2 separate regions of the Homo sapiens genome follow, and region 2 is linked to region 1. A link is an interaction called in ENCODE POLR2A ChIA-PET data of the cell type or tissue named here. Cell type or tissue: OCI-LY7. All regions are shown on one strand. Links, peaks and the distances in the headings refer to the core of each region. The heading gives the core; the rest is flanking DNA. Region 1 holds the start of LOC105376755 (a long non-coding RNA gene). Region 2 has its middle 20 kb from the start of LINC01827.

Evidence for each region. Peaks named below come from ENCODE experiments on the same cell type or tissue, not always from the same donor. Only the 100,000 strongest peaks of a DNase experiment are listed, where the experiment ranks them.
Region 2: POLR2A ChIA-PET joins it to region 1 with 11 read pairs; 2 of 35 experiments call an interaction of 5 or more read pairs at or near these places.

What each region holds. Positions count from the first base shown.
Region 1 is chr2:195,397,809-195,400,639 of GRCh38, forward strand. It overlaps LOC105376755 (a long non-coding RNA gene), which reads right to left and starts at 1,696. Exons shown (of 4, transcript XR_007088699.1): 1 at 1,558-1,696. In OCI-LY7, for the core only: no CTCF peak of the experiment used is centred there; no DNase peak of the experiment used is centred there.
Region 2 is chr2:195,553,298-195,556,128 of GRCh38, forward strand. No RefSeq gene overlaps it. Among named protein-coding and RNA genes, the nearest start is that of LINC01827, 20 kb to the right of the region's middle. In OCI-LY7, for the core only: no CTCF peak of the experiment used is centred there; no DNase peak of the experiment used is centred there.

The sequences.
Region 1 (2,831 bases), core at 217-2,716:
AACAAATAACAAAAGCAGAAAAATTATCATCATTTTCATCATTTTTAAAATAATATTTTTCCCTAATACTATATCCTGGTGTTTTTCTGAAGACTTCATTTTTCTGTATAATTTTTTTTTTTGTTTCATAAAACTGCCTGCATTTTCTTCAGTATTTTGGAAAATTATTGACATCTGCAATGGATACTTCTCTGTAGACCACAGGTTTTAAATACAGAATTCTCTGGATAGGTGCCAAGATGCTTGATAAACTCAGTGTAATTTCTGCTAAACAGAGAATATTATCAATGATAATTTCTGTACTAGTGATTATTTAAATCCAAACATTTTCACAGGCACTGTCTTTTGCCTCACAAAGTGCTTTTCAAAGGCCTTTTCTTCAACAAATATTTTTACAAGACAAATCTTATCAAATAAGTCATCTCTCTTTATGAATCTTTTTAATGCTTTGCCAAACTTGAATGCTGCAAAATTATAGTCCTTCTCAGTTTCGTTCCATTCTGGCATAAAACATAAATTTATCTAATTAAAAATAGAAGCTCCATCAAAAGATTCTTCTCACAAGTCATGATACTGCAATATGCAGCTATAGAATTTCAAATTTAAATCTTATACTACATTTGAGATCATAAATTAATTTGTTCAGTTGTGTCACTGGAAAAAGTTCAATGTCATAAGGTTTTGCAGTAATTATACTTTGTTACAAGTTTCAAATGCTGAGATTTTGGAAGCTATGTTTATTACTACATTGATTAAATTTTTCAACTTAATTTGATGAAAATGCAATAAAAACTTAGCACTTGTTTAAATTTCTTTACCATTACAGTTAGACTTAAGATGATTTACAAAGAAATTCTTCAGATTTAAACATTCCTAAAATTCATTTGATAATAGACAGTAAGAAATACATGCCATCATGCCACAGTACTTTTTAAAATTAAAACTTAGCTATATCACAAAAAATGTGGTTTCCTAATTATATATTAAAATATTTGTAAATTCTTATAACTACAACTTCTACTTTGAATGGTAGAATTTCAGCTCCTATTGTATAGAATATTGCATCACAACCAATCCCAGAGTACAAGTTTTAATTTAATGAGAACATTGCTTTTACCACAACCCTGTGCTCCACCAAAATATATATGCATATTACCATGAAAAACAAATGATTTTATCAACAGTGTTAACTGTTTTAACTGGATTTTTGATAACATTCATAGTTAATGCCAGTTGCTTCAGCTTTGACAAAATGAACTTCCACGTTTTTCTTTAACTTCTATGAATTGGATGAAAATATCAAACCATTATAGGAATAAACAAACAATTTTCTATTTTAAGTATCTGATGGCAGACTATTTTAAAAATTGTTATCATTTAACTGATTGCAAAGTGCTGCTAATGGAGCTGACACATATACAATCAGTATTGTTTCATAGGTATACTAGAAAACAGAATCAAAAAGGAGCAAAACTAATATAGAAGAGTAGTTATTTGGTATAAATAAAGTGTTGTGCTTTCCACAGTGGTGTACGTAGACACATTCTGCAGACTTACCTATTAAATTGTGGTCTTCAGACATAATCTTCTTAAAATAACGATTCATTTTTGAGGCAGATGCTAATATTGTTTCAGCATGCGCTCCCCCTGCCCACCATTGGGTGGTAAATGTCCACAAATATTTTGTATTAATTATCTGTAAGAGTCAAAAATTGCACTACTTAATCTGACGTCTTAATGCACTTTTGATGTTTTGAGAGTTATTAAAAATTTAAAAGTGTTACCAAATACTAAAAATGTAAAAATAGTTTTAGATTTATAACTTATGATAAGTGACAATACCACTGTAGGGAGAGCAATCAGATCTCTAGATATTCTCTGGTGCAGGGCAGCTCAGCCTCTGTTCTCTGTACAGAGCATCTAAGCTAAAATTCCCATTTCCCTCTGACTCCAGCAATTGGTGATGCCTTCATGAATTTCACAGCATGGGCCATAGCTCAATAGGCTGTTACTTCAAGAGGCCACTTCCGACCATCACCTGAGACCAGAAGGAGTGAGCTGTCCCTAATTTCATATGCTTGTATGATCTGTTTTATCAACAAGGACCCTCCCTACCATTCTTGAATGGAAGGCATCAGATACATTGCCTCCAAAAGGGTCAGGTTATTGCTGCTTTTCAAATTTATTTATCATACACCTTAATGAGAACCCTGGTCACTGCACAAGCATCTGCAAGGGACCATGGCAAAAGCTGAAAGTACAAAACAGGATGTTCAAACCCATTCCTGCTTTCTTTGAGGTAAATATTAATAACATAGTTACTGCCTTTAAAAAACAAAAATCGAGGACAAATGATCAATCAGACAGACATGGGTACTACAGATGTAAACTGGGACTGACACTGATCTTATATGAGCTCTGTCATACATGGTTAGTAGTCTCAAGTGATGGTCCTACCAAAAAAAACACTATTCAACTCATGGAAAAAGTTTCCTCATGCATCCTACAAATGTTGTTAAGTTCCATTGTATGAGAAAAAGCTTTCTTGTTCACAGAGGTAAACATTTTGGCAAGGCCATCCAGTATGACAGTTTAAGGTTTACTGTGCCCTGAAATTTCAAAATGCCCCCAAATTCTGTATTATGAGGTGGAGATAAGTGAAGACAGTAGCAGAAACTCAGGAACTGCTACTTAGGTGTGCTGAATAACTGGTACATCAGATTTTCTTTTCGCAACACCTCTAAGTTTATAACCTAGATTTCCGGAAACATTTTAAATCAACAAGTATACTCTTGCTTAAACAATTACCATCTATCAAATTTCTTTAAGTG
Region 2 (2,831 bases), core at 182-2,681, 160 kb after region 1:
GTGTGAGCCACTGCACCCGGCTATAACTGGTCTAATTTCAACATTGTTGTGTCACAGAGAATGAGGAGGCCTAAAGAGAGAGTGGAAGGAAAAGGCCAGTCAGTGGAGCAGTCAGAACACCTACAAGACTTATTGATTAAGCTTACCCTCATATATGGGTGTGGTTCCTGATGTACCAAAACAATTACAATAGTAACACAAAAGAGCACTGATCAAAGATCACTATAACAGATATAGTAATAATGAAAAAATTTGATGTATTGCAAGAATTACCAAAATTTGACATAGAAATGCAAAGTGAGCGTATACTGTTGGGAAAATGGTGCCTACTTCCTCCACTGAATCTTGAAACCTTCAAAGTCATTCATGAGAGTTGGAATCCAACCTCCTCCTATCCAACCAAACTCCTGTTAATGTTGATGTTCTCCTGTGAATCACTAACGCTCTAAATGGCATCTAGAATGGTGAATGCTTCCCAGAAGATTTTCAATATACTTTGCCAGAAGATTTTCAATATACTTTGCCTTGTATACTTTCAATATACTTTGCCAATATACTCAGCTCAAGGTTGCCACAAACCTCCAATTTGTAAAAAATACAAGGCACAAGCCAGGCGCGGTGGCTCACGCCTGTAATCCCAGCACTTTGGGAGGCTGAGGCAGGTGGATCATCTGAGGTCAGGAGTTCGAGACTAGCCTGGCTAACATGGTGAAACACCGTGTCTACTAAAAATACAAAAATTAGCTGGGCCTGGTGGCACAGGCCTGTAATCCCAGCTGCTTGGGAGGCTGAGGCAGTAGAATCGCTTGAACCCAGGAGGTGGAGGTTACAGTAAGCCAAGATCAAACCACTACACTACAGCGTGGGTGACAGAGCAAGATTCCGTGTCAAACAGGAAAAAAAAAAGGCACAATAAAGTGAAATGAAATAAAATGAGGTATGCCTGTATGTGGAATAAATCGTGCCTGTGTGAGTTTTGCTTTGTTTGGTGTTTGGAACTTTTTTGTTTGGTCTGAGATATTATATTTACACACTGCTATTCTGGGCCTATGGTCTCAAGAAAAATCATTGCAAACTTATTATTTACAAGTCATGATTTAGGCTGGAGAACATGAAGGAACCCCATCTCTACTAAAAATACAAAATTTAAAAAAATACGAAATACAAAAATTAGCCCGGCATGGTGGCGGGCGCTTGTAGTCCCAGCTACTCAGGAGGCTGAGGCAGAAGAATGGCATGAATCCAGGAGGCGGAGCTTGCAGTGAGCCGAGATGGGCCCACTGCACCCCAGCCTAGGCAACAGAGCGAGACTCTGTCTCAAAAAAATATTAATAATAATAATAATAATTTTCTTCTGACTACTCACCCGAATGTTTGTAATAAAAGACAAATGAGTTTAAGGATATCTGAGTACAAATAATATATAAATCACAACTTCTTTTTTTCTTTTTTGAGACAGTCTCGCTGTGTCATGCAAGCTGGAGCGTGGTGGCATGATCACAGCTCACTGCAGCCTCGACATCCTGGGCGCAAGTGATCCTCCCCATCAGCCTCCAGAGTAGCTGGGACTACAGGTGCAGGCCACCATGCCTAGCTAATTTTTGTATTTTTTGTAGAGACAGGGTTTTGCCATGTTGACCAGGCTGGTCTCGAACTCCTGACTCAAGCTATCCACCCTCCTTGGCATCCCCAAGTGCTGAGATTAGAGGCGTAAACCAGCACTTTTTGAGGCTGCAGCAGGCGGATCACCTGAGGTCGGGAGTTCGAGACCAGCCTGACCAACATGAAGAAACCCCGTCTCCACTAAAAATACAAAATTAGCGGGGCATGGTGGCATGTGCCTGTAATCCCAGCTACTGGGGAGGCTGAGGCAGGAGAATCGTTTGAACCTGGGAGGCGGAGGTTGCAGTGAGCAGAGATTGCACCATTGCACCCCAGCCTGGGAAACAAGAGCAAAACTCCGTCTCAAAAAAATAAAAATAAAAAATACAGAAGAGCGAAAACTTGTTTCATATACCTAACTCCCAAATCTTGAGACCTCATCAAGTGTCAGAAAGTAGACTACCAGGCATTCTGCATAGCCCAGAAAAGCCACTCACAGGACACTCTTGCCTAGAGTAGGCCTAAGAGGAGAATAAAACTTAACAAGAAAAATTCAATTAAATTTTTTCTTACAAGCTGAAATGCCTGAATAAGTTTCGGAATGTAAATGTTTCTTGACCTAAAACTCGTCCATCTCCCTGAGGTCTGCTGTTCTTGAAAATCATTAAGATAAAATAGTCATTCAATAGCTCTTCCTGGGATGAACCACAGCACTGTTAATATTACATCAATATCAATGTTATGATAATTAGGTAGATGAATTATTACAAATATTGCCTACTATTTATAGATGAAGTTTTTTATGTATAGACATCAGTTAATTTATACATCTAAATGTGGGAAAGAAATTATCTGATGTAAAAAAAATTAGGCATCAAGGCTTTTAAATTCAATTTCTAACCTACCACACACTGTGGCCTTGAGCAAATTACTTAACCTCCTGGTGGCTTAATTTATACATCTACAGAAGGGTAAATTACCACCTATGCTATTTACAGAGAGGATGAGGATTTACTTAACATAGTAATTAGTAGAATTCTATCATTTTGGTAAAATTCTAACTCAGCTGGAAATCTACACAGATTTAATTTATGGGAAATCTTAATACTGAAATAACTACTAATGTATTTTTTAAAGGAATTATCCAACTGTAAAATTGGCAAATGTTTCCCTTGGGCTAAACAAATGAATTTACTTTGTTGTAAACTCATCAGCTCACTGGATCAGAC